Linked DNA regions of Mus musculus: region 2 is linked to region 1. A link is a loop called in an ENCODE intact Hi-C map of the cell type or tissue named here. Cell type or tissue: left cerebral cortex. All regions are shown on one strand. Links, peaks and the distances in the headings refer to the core of each region. The heading gives the core; the rest is flanking DNA. Region 1 overlaps Opcml (opioid binding protein/cell adhesion molecule-like). Region 2 overlaps Opcml (opioid binding protein/cell adhesion molecule-like).

Evidence for each region. Peaks named below come from ENCODE experiments on the same cell type or tissue, not always from the same donor. Only the 100,000 strongest peaks of a DNase experiment are listed, where the experiment ranks them.
Region 2: a loop joins it to region 1, with 7 times the contacts of the local background. A loop is called at or near these places in 2 of 42 quality-filtered maps.

Annotation. Positions count from the first base shown.
Region 1 is chr9:28,384,358-28,389,738 of GRCm38, forward strand. All of the region lies in intron 1 of Opcml (opioid binding protein/cell adhesion molecule-like), which reads left to right. The region is part of intron 1 of Gm39313 (a long non-coding RNA gene); the gene reads right to left. Among named protein-coding and RNA genes, the nearest start is that of Gm39313, 9.1 kb to the right of the region's middle. In left cerebral cortex, for the core only: no CTCF peak of the experiment used is centred there; a DNase peak (open chromatin) is centred at 2,592; H3K27ac peaks cover 1,727 bases.
Region 2 is chr9:28,334,446-28,339,826 of GRCm38, forward strand. The region is part of intron 1 of Opcml (opioid binding protein/cell adhesion molecule-like); the gene reads left to right. Among named protein-coding and RNA genes, the nearest start is that of Gm39313, 59 kb to the right of the region's middle. In left cerebral cortex, for the core only: a CTCF peak has its summit at 3,633; DNase peaks (open chromatin) are centred at 232, 2,160, 2,353 and 3,671; H3K4me3 peaks cover 588 bases; H3K27ac peaks cover 1,573 bases.

The DNA of each region.
Region 1 (5,381 bases), core at 295-5,294:
TTTCTGGATCAGGGGAAGAAGGGCTGATAGGTCCTTCTAAGGTGGGGGAGGCAAGGAGAAAAGCTAAGCTAGAAAGTCTTGATTTAAAGTAAATATTGGCCAAACTAAAATGAAGAATAAAAACCTGGAGACAGTTGCATGCCTGCCTGGTGATGAAGACTTAACAGAACTTCCTCCCTGAAAGGGCGCCCAAACTAAGAAGAGTTTAGCCCACTAGCCATGGCTAGGGAACAGAGTAGAAGGTGGGTGTAATGGAAGATTTGCACAATGAGAAGGAGGTATTTATAAAGAAATAAATGGCATATGTCTTTAATTTGCACCCTCCCCCCCATGACAAACATGAAACTAATAGCTGGGTTTCCTTTGGACCACAGCTTTTGATTCTTTCACTACAGCCTAGACATCAAATCCTTTGCTCCAAGTCAGAGTAGAAATCACTGAGTAGGTAAACTTCTGATGTATGAGAAAAAATTACTCTCCTTACTGCGTGGGAGCTTGTTAATCACACAGGAATGTGCATTCACGAGCATGCCCTGCAGATGACTGTCTTCTTTATGACAAGGGAAGGTGTTTGGGCCAAGAGAGTCCAGTTCTCCACTGAGTGAGGTGACATCAGTTTCCCTGCCTGGTTTGTCTTGGGAAATATTTAACCATAGCATTTCCTAAAATCCTTGAACACACTACTTCAAGCATCCAGCTAAGAGAGGGTCCCCATATGGAGGAGTGTCACTCCATGTCATTCAGCAAACACTGAAGGAGCACTAACCATCACACTTGGCACTGGGTATAGCAACAGACTTCACTAAATTTGCAGAGAGTGTGTGTCCTGTATCCAATCAGGAAAACTGTATAGCTTTGTGACTCTAGGAAGGAGCAGCAATTCACAGGAGGCCCATGGAAGACAGGTACTACTTATGCTGAGGACATGAGAATGTTGCCCAGGGAGGAGGCAAGTGAACTGTGCCATGAGGATACGTTTCAAAGCCAATGGGAAAAGGAGGGCATGCCAGGTAGAAGTAGTTTAGGCTGCAGCCAAAAGATACACACATGTGAATGTTTTTCTAGGAAGGTGTTTGTTCCAGCCACAGCCACATATCTGTAGCTTATGGAATTTGAAAATCTTAATGATTTCTGTGACAGGTAAGGAAACTGGAAAAAAGAGAGACAAAGTGACCTTGCAAAGCCTGAAATGATGACCTGTTGAGAGTCACTCCCTTGATGCATGTGTCCGTAGCTTTATTGTGAGAGTTTCCTCATAGATGAGGAATACTTCTGTCTGTCCCCATGCCGAGTGTGGGCTGTTCCTCCTTTCTTTGCAAGTCTGCATTTCTCTTGGCTTTTCCTCTTTCACTGCATCTATCTACCCACCAATCAGTCATTTCAACTCACATGAAGAAGGTACTACGGAAGGCAATCTATTTGCTATTTGGATCGTATGCTCTTTAGAAGGACATATTTTTTATGTTAGCCATTCTTAAAATGGCCTTGTTTGTCCCTCCCATCCTTTAGTCCTCCCTTCCTTCATCTGTTTTCTTTTGTGAGTTTGTGCTATTGAAGAACAAACCCTGGCTTTGTGCAGGCTAGAAAACTTCCCTCCTGCTGAGCTATGCTCCTGATCCCTCGCTCTTTCCACTATTTCTCTAATGTTTTATTTTAGAATAATTTCACATTTTCCATTTTCAAATACAAGACAGATATTTCCTGTCTGCCTTCCTGTTGTGATATCCCACAACCCTAACACATTAAACACACACACACACACACACACACTCCCTTTCTCATACACACACACTTAATGCCACATACATACACATATACTTACACACACAAACACAATGCAAAGAGTCACATAGACAATACACAAGCACACAGTCATACACACTCAGTACATAAACACACACTCATACACACTCAATGCCACAAATAAATACACACACACACACACATTTATTACTGATTTAATAGGCAAAGGCATTCAATTTTACATTCCAGCCATTTAAATGTGTCTAAGAGTGAGTGTTTTAGAGCTGAGCAGACACTGGGGTACAGCTTGCTGTGTTGTTTATGTCTCTGTCTCAGTTTATCCAGAAAACTATTTTTAGTACTCTCTCTCTACCCAGCACCATTAGTTTGTGTTAATTAAGATGGGGATGATGGGGATTCGTGTTTGACAGACCCTTGCTACTTGCAAAAGAGTCACTCATGCCCTATTCAGGGGTCTGGAGAGCTGAGTCCCAATGGAGACTGCTAGTAGCCTGCAGCAAGGGAAGTTTATGATACCCCTGTCTCTCCTTCCTTCAAGCCCCTTGTGTCTAAGCCTCACTGAAGAGTTACAAGGTTGTCCTCTGCAGAGCTGGTCCCCTGCATTTTCCACAGGCCCTCTGTGACATAGGCTGATTGCATACACAAAGATGTCAGAGCAAATCACCACGTCGGGAATTGTCGGGCAAACAATCTGTGGAATAAAATGTGCCCATTGCCAAGGGGTGGGGGAGGTTAGCAAGGAGGATATCTTGACAGAGGAAGAGAGAAGTGTTGGATGGAAATTAGCAGCTGAAGGCTTGCAAAGGGAGAAGAGGCAGAGGGAGAGAGAAAAGGGAAGAGACAGGCAGATGGAGAGGGGGAGGGAGAGGGTGGAAAATAGACACAGCTTTATTTCACAGTCTTGCTTCACCCTCCGCCCAAGCAGCCTGTGCTTTTGCAGAGATCTTGTCTTGCCTCAGCTTGTCGTTCCCCTGCTGACCTCTGCCATTAGACTCCTGGACTCCCTCAAGCTCCCACTTCCACTACAACAGTTGTGCTTTTCTCCCACATGGGATTTCCGGTTTGTGCAGCAAGAAATGTTCTCTCTGCAGAGAAGACAAGCTTCTTGCTTGCTGATCCGGATGGCTTGGGGCTCTGTAGATCTCTGCTCCTGACACCCTGGTTGGGTCCATATCACTGACATCCCTATGGAATTAGAATTGCTGGCAAATGTGGAATTATGCACTCAAGATATATTAATGTATCTCTTTGATATAGTGTACAAGTTCAGTAAAGTATATGTTCTAAAGTAAGTGCGATGGATTGGATCTGAAGTGTCTTCCAAGTCCCATGTACAAAAGACATTTTGTACCATTCTGTGCCATTGGAAATTTACTAACAAAGAGTCAGGCTCTGCCTTGAAAGAAGAAACTGCCCCCCTCCCCCCATCAACTGTGCTGTCATAGATCACAAGGATGCAGCCATGACCATGTGGTGTGGAATCTTGAAACCATAAGAGAAGACCTTTTCTCCTTTGATTTCTATGCCATAGGTATTCTGTTAGAGACACCAAATGCTAATACAGTGGCTGTGGCAGTAATGGGAAGAGCTACACTCTTTCTGTTCTGTTATATAGCTCAGAGTTCAATGCTGATGATCAAGACAAAGACCTAAGCACTGTACCCACTGCAGTTTGAACAAGATAGAGCTGTGTTTCCCCCAACTGCATGTTTAATTGGTGACTGGAGTTTTGCCTTATAGTATGAGTCTCTTGGATGGTTTGCCATTCTGGAACATAATGAGGGCAACTACCCAACTTCACTTAAAAACAACAACAACAAACAAACAAACAAACAAACAATAACAGAAATTACTATGAGTGTGAAGAACCCAGCCCAGCCTCTCTTCTCTTTCCCTCCTCCTCCTGAACACTGCCAGAGTGTGCCCTGAAAAGTCTCCTTCCAATTTCCTTCCTATCCCCCAGATTCAAGGTGCCACATTTAAATCTGGGCCATGTATTAGGGTCATGTGTAGATTCTGATTTTTTTTTCTAAAGTAGATGTAGGTAAATTGAAGCTCTGAATAATTATGTCTCTTAAAGAGCTATTTTTGGTCTCTCTGTAGTCCATTTTCTTTTTCACTCTCTGTGGCATCTAACCCCTTGCTCTGTACCTCTTTGGAACCTCTTCCCCACTTATGAAAGGGAAAACAAATTGCACTTTGGATAAAATCCATTCTCACCAACGTACTTCCTTTTTCTAAGCACTTTGTAATTTGAAGTCTTTAAATGCTAAAGGTGGCTTTGTCTTTTGAGGCATTAGATTGGGCATTAGCTTGCCTGTGGTGGGGATATTAGGATGAGAGGACGGTAACTTTTCTTCTCTTTGCTTCTTAGTATGACCTTCTTAAAGGAACACTCCTTTTAATCCTTTTAGGACAGCTGCTTCAAAGCTGTATGCAGACCCACGATCCTTGATTTTATGTGTCATTCTGGATCGGCAATGGTGCAGACATTCAGGGTGTTTCTGGGTTGATACTTTATATACAATATCAAGATTTAAGTCTACAGACTTTTGAAAAACAGGGTTCATTGGTGGGTGGGCCTCATCCAGTCAGTTGAGAGCCTAACTAGAAAGAACAAAGACAGGAGAGGAGAGAATTCTTCCAACAATTAACCCCATCACTCAAACTCCAACCCCATTTTCAACTATTCTTGGGTTTCTATCTTGTTAATCCATGCAGCAGATCATGGATGTAGAGTTTCCATAATCATGGTAGTGAGTCCCTTAAAAAAAAGTTGTTCTCTTTCCCTCCCTCCGTGTTCCTTCTGCCTGCCCCCCACCCTGCTGTGTGTGTCTGTCTTTCATATATATGTATGAAAATTAAATAATTTTCTAGGTATGTGTGTATTGCTCTGTATGTTTATTGCAAATGTTGCTGACATTACTGTACCTGTACAATGCCCTTGGCTCTGACCTCTGGTGAACCTTAGGTAATAGATAATTAGCACAACCCTGCTCCTTACCTGTAGCCCCTTTCCTTCCCTTTATTTCACTTTCCATTTCCCATTTCCTTTCTCTAGGACTTTGTATTTCCAGATTCCCCATGAGTGGAGAGACGATCAACAGTGTGTTCAAAACCCCACCCCCAGTTCTCCAGACTGCATCTCCTACCACCAAGGACAAATTAGATCCTCAGGATCTGCAGAAACTGTTCTTGTGTTGCCAGTCTTCCTTACACCGATTCTATCTAGATGCATGGCAAGAAAGAGATTTGAGAGAACTTAGAGAATTGCGTGTAGGAGAGCAAATGATGAGACAGGAGTGGTAATACCAGTGTGCAGTTCTGAAAAGTCTTTCTATGGATAGCTTACCGTTGGCATTGCTATCATCTCATCTTTGACCTTATCATGTGATGTCATCTCTAAATGGGTAGGACTATATGCATAGTTGTCCTGATGTGTATACACTCCAGGGGCCACAGATGGGAAACAAATTCTAGAGTGGTGTGTGTGTGTGTGTGTGTGTGTGTGTGTGTGTGTGTGTGTGTATGTCCAATGATGGTGATGCTGACAGGTTTAAAGTGTGATCACAAAAAGTGTGATCAGGACCGCAGTGCCCAGCTAGGGTGAGAACCTA
Region 2 (5,381 bases), core at 153-5,152, 50 kb before region 1:
TGGCAAAGTTCTGTGGGACCACTGTTTTCTCCTTGGAAGGAAATGCTCTCTCCTTTTTAACAACTTGGTTGAAATTTACACATTTAATTATGTCATGTTTACTATACACCTCTAGTCGCCAAGAGAAAAAGTGGGGGGTTAGAAAACATTTTGGGTTTTTATGCATTATGTGCATTCCCTTTTTGTCAACTGAATCTAAACTAGAGTCAAGTGGAAAAAGGAAAACTTGACTGAGAAACTGCCTCCCTCAGATTGGCCTATAGTCAAGGCTGTGGATGGTATGTGCCCTGCATGAGGAGCACTGAGTTGTATAAGGAAGCAGGCTGAGGTGGGTGGGTGGGGGAGCACCCTCATAGAAGCAAAGGGAAGAGTGAAAGGGATAGGGGGTTTCCAGAGGGGAAACTTGGAAAGGGAATGAATAACATTTGAAATGTAAATAAAGAAAATATACAATAACAGAAAGAGAAAAGGAAAGGAGAGGAGAGGAGGAGAGGGGAAAGGAGGGGAGGGGAGGGGAGGGGAGGGGAGGGGAGGGAAGGGAAGGGAAGGGAAGGGAAGGGAAGGGAAGGGAAGGGAAGGGAAGGGAAGGGAAGGGAAGGGAAGGGAGGAAAAAAGAAAAAGCAGGCTGAGCAAGCCAAAGGGGAAAAATCAATAAGCACAATAAGCAGCATTCCTGTACGGTTCTGCTTCCAGGTTCCTGCTTGAGTTTCTGCCCTGCCTTCCCTCAATTATGGACTCTTATGGGGTTCTATAAGCCAAACAAACCCCTGCCTTCCCAAGTTGCTTTTGGTCATTGTGTTTGTCTCAGCAACAGAGGCCAAACTAGGACACATTGCTGGATATTTATTGTTGCATATCAAGAGTCATTGGTACTTTTTAAAGCTTCAGGTGTAGCTGCTGACAAGTGAGGGTTGCTGTGGTTCATTTGATTGCAAGCTTACTTGTGAGAAGTGTCCATGAAGAGATGTTCAGCGTGCCTTTAGGTGTACCTGTGAGGGGGCCATCAGTCTCCTAACTAAGAGAGAAAGCCACTTTGAATATGATATCCAAGGCCAGGTTGGGATTTGTTCTGCTCTCTCAGTGTTAGGCAGCGTTTGCATCACCATGGCAGAGACGGAGGGAAAACAACCTGAAGAGGTTTACTTGTTTGGGTGCAGGGCTTGAGGGGGTTCGGTCCTTGGGTGCTCAGCCACGTGGGCTTGCGCAGGGCTTGAGGGGGTTCGGTCCTTGGGTGCTCAGCTACGTGGGCTTGCGCAGAACATCCTGGCCATGGGATCAGGTGATGGGGAAGATTATGCGCTCTTGACAGATCAGTAGCAGACAGAGAGGGAACCAAATATACCCATCAAAGACAACTCTAGATACTTATTTTCTTCAGCTCTGCCCACTGCCCAAAGATCCCCCACATCTTCCACACAGAGCACCTGGCTGGGGACCAACTTCAATACAAAGGCCCACAGGGTATGTTTTATACTCAAGCTTTAATACTCTGTCTGATGGTAGCCCTAAGGTAATTGGCTGAGTTTGCCCCTCCCTGCCCACCCTGCCATGGCGCTCAGCCTCATCCCTGTCCAGAAGCAGCAATGCAGACTGACCATGGACTGAAACCTCTGAGCAGATGAGACAAGAGAAACCTCACTTGTAAGTTACTCCATCAGGCATTTTGTCACAGCAATGAAAAGTCTGGCACCGGCATTGCAATAATAGCATTCTATTCCTAAGGCAGTTCATTAAATGATGCAAAGTGGCAGTATCCAGAGGGCCCTGGACAATCCATGGTTGCTGATATGAAAAGCTCTTCAAATAGCATTCTTGTTTACTTTGATTACACACTAATGGTGTTCACCTGATTATGAACATCTTGCAGACAGAGGTGATGCTGCCCTCATCATGCCAGCACCAAGTCCAAGCCCTGGATTTGGAAGCAGCTTCAACACTTTTAATGTACACTGTATTGAAAGGGCATTGGGCTCACAGGTTACCTCCCAGTCCCCAGACATTCATTTCAACCAGCCCAGACTGCAAACACAGCTTTATACTTGAAAATCCATATCTGGGTCTTTAACCATCAGTGCCCAAAGCAGTTGCTTGTATGTGGGATGGCTGTGTTAAAACAGATCATGTGCACACTTCCCTAGCTGAACTAGGAAAGCTGAGTACTGCCTTGGAGGCAGCTCCTGTCTCTCCCAGCTCCTCCCCTTCTTCTCTTAACTCCTCCTCCGTGCACTCACACTGACCTGGTAGATTCCCAGTCTTTTGGAAGGGCTTGTATTAAAAGTTTCATTAGAGAATCACGCCAGGGGTTTTAAACAGCAGCGATCTAGCTGTAAAGGCTTGGAAGCAGTCCCCGAGTGTGCACCAGGAGTGGGCTGATGGCGGCAGTGCCAGCCACTGCAGCGCACTGGGACTCCCGCCCTGAATCTTATTTACATTGGGACTAACAATAGCTCTGCAGCCTGGCTATAAATAATTTCTGGGGAAGAGTTGTCTAATTAAACGTGCAGCAGTAAGGAAAGTGCTTTAACCACAAGGCTGGTGTCCTAATGAACGTAATCACTGTATGGGGACAGCTTAGGAATCACATCCAGACACCTCCCTGTGGAGGTAGGGAGGTAGAGGGGAAATTCGTAGGAAGAATTTCCAATCAATATTTAATTGTGCATTGTGTTAAACTAGTTTAGGGTCCTCTTTCTCCTTCTCTTTCCTCATATCAAGAGGTAAAAGGGATTTGAAAATGTAGCTTTGTAGCATGGCTTGAGCCTCAGATTCCAGTGAGACAATTGTCTCCAAGTTTTCAATGCATGGCAATTACTAGGATACACAAAAAAATATTAATTAGTAAGTGGCTTGTAAATTCTGATGGGTCCTGCCTTTAAAGAAAAAGAAGTGGGGAGTCGAATTGAAGTTTTATTCTGTCTCTGACCATGTCTGCTCCGGACTTGGTGCCCTTTAGGGCCAGGCAGTGTCCTGTGTCCTTTGGTTTCTCCAGGTCAAGCATTGGGAAGATATGACTATTCCCCCTGGATGAAGGCAATCAACTGTCATCAGTGCAGGGACAGCAGGCTTCTGCTGATATCCGAGCTACTATGAGCAGATCAGCAAGGAAGCCCAGTTCAGCCATACCTGATTCTGCTTCAGTGGAAACAACACTGTGAATTAGCTTGAGGGAAAAGTCTGTAGGATACAGGGTGGTAGTCTTTCCTTGTTATTTACAACACAGTTCTAAGGATAAAGAGGGGACCATGTGAGAAAGAATACCGTGTCATCAGGCTAATGTTTTTAAGTAATATAGGAACCATATATACAAACATCTGCAAGGACATAGTTAGAATATGTATATACAGATATTAGGTAGTTTGATGCCTTTGTGTGTGTGTGTGTGTGTGTGTGTGTGTGTGTATGAGTGAGTTTGCGAGCAAATTTGAGCACACACATGCCTTGGATATAGACTAGCTATTGCATATTGCTATGGTAACCTGCATGCTCTTGAAGACTAGTTTAAAGCATGGAAAGAGAGTATACATGTGTAGAGGTACCCCAGGCCAAGCTGCATAGAAACAGCAGGCCAACACTCACTCCATATACCCCCTGACAGTCAGAGATATAGGCATTAAGTGTGGGCACCTGTGATGAATCAAATTCACCACTGGATGTCAACGTTGCTCTAGCTAATTAGAAGACCTGCAGAAATCCTATTCTCTCTTATACTGGGGGTAGGTTTAATCTATGGAATAAATGTACCAGGGAGGAGGAGGTAAAAGCATCAACCTTCTGAAAGAGTCCACAAAGCAGAATCGGGGAACCAAATTTGGCATTTCTTCTTTCAGCCACCACTGTCCATCTAATAATCTTCTAGTTGCTTTTTCTTTATTACTCGGCTCTCCAATTAACACTCCCAGTTCTACTACATAATATAACCATTCATTTTCCTTATTGTCTAGCACTTACCACCCACATGCACATGCCAGAGTCTGAATGACAAGAGGGTAGAATTCTCATTTCTGCCATGTATATGTCTATAACTCAGCCTGATACAAAACAAATGTTTGCTAAGTATTTGATCGGAATAGATAAATGACCAATAGCGGAACTGATAATGTTTAGTTAGTAAATATAAACACAAACAGAGACCTTACGCCAATAGTAATGGGAGTTCTGTCTTCTGGGAAATGTGTGACAGTGTGGCTGGAGAAGAAAGGGCAAATGAGGATACCTAAGCTTGGAAGTGTCAAGTCACAAAGCCTGGGGGTGTCAAGGGTGTGCTGCTACTGTGACTGGGGATGGAAGATTAGCTTCTCTCAACCATAGCTCCCTGGTCAGTACAACAGAATAATTGTAACCTACCACATCTATGGAGGAGGCTTGTGGAGATCACATGTCACAGGCTACTACACAATGTACTTGGCCTGGGATAATACCATCCAGGTCCTTCTTAAGTCTCAAGTATGTTATGAGCACAAAGAACGACACACAACAAGGGGATTATTAACCTTACCCAATGGCATAGAAACTGTAGACCTCTTCCAAGTAATTCACTTTAACCACAGAAGGTCAATTTAACCAGGAATAACAAATGTAGTGGTAGTAGTAGTAGTAGCAGTAGCAGTAATAATAATATTATTAATAATAATAATGATGAAGCAGAGTTCAAAAACCATCTTGGAGAAGATGCAATGGGCCCAGTCATGGTGCTAGGGGGCTGTGAAATGTTTTTCCTTCAAGGGGTGAGCCTCTAGTCTGCTGGGTGTTTCTTCTATTCTATGGACATGTTGGCAGCATCAGGGACTTCCATGGCAGCCGTGCTAGCATCATTCTGAATCCATATGCTTAATTTTTAATAAATAAATGAAATCAAATTAAGCAAAAAAGAAAAATAGGTCTACAGTGTGGAGGCATTTCAAATTATTTACTGTGCTGTCACTTTAGGCTCATTGATGCTTGTTAATTTTTTTGAATTTGATGATAAGCACCATTTATAAGCTAAATAAGACATTATTAGCAGTATCCTGGCAGAAATGTACAAGGACACCGCTAAGCTAAGGTGAAAAATGCATTATTGAATGAAATTTAATTAGTAGATTTTGTTCTATTAGTGGTTTGAATATTGCATTTAGGAAAATAAATATAAATATGATCCAGGCAATCTTTCCAGTGAGAAAATGTCACTGGTAATATAACATCACTCCTACTCTTTCAGGCAGATGTGGGATGAAAATTGATGTCTTGGTCTCTTGCCAGTCAAAAGATTTTCTGGTTTGTGGTTCTGATAATAGCTAAGTAGAGGGGAGATGCCTTGTGTGCAGCTCCCGTGGGTAGGAAGAAGGGTACCTGGTGAGAATTAGTGTTAGCCTTTTTCTCACAGTAGTCCATTGAGCAGTGCA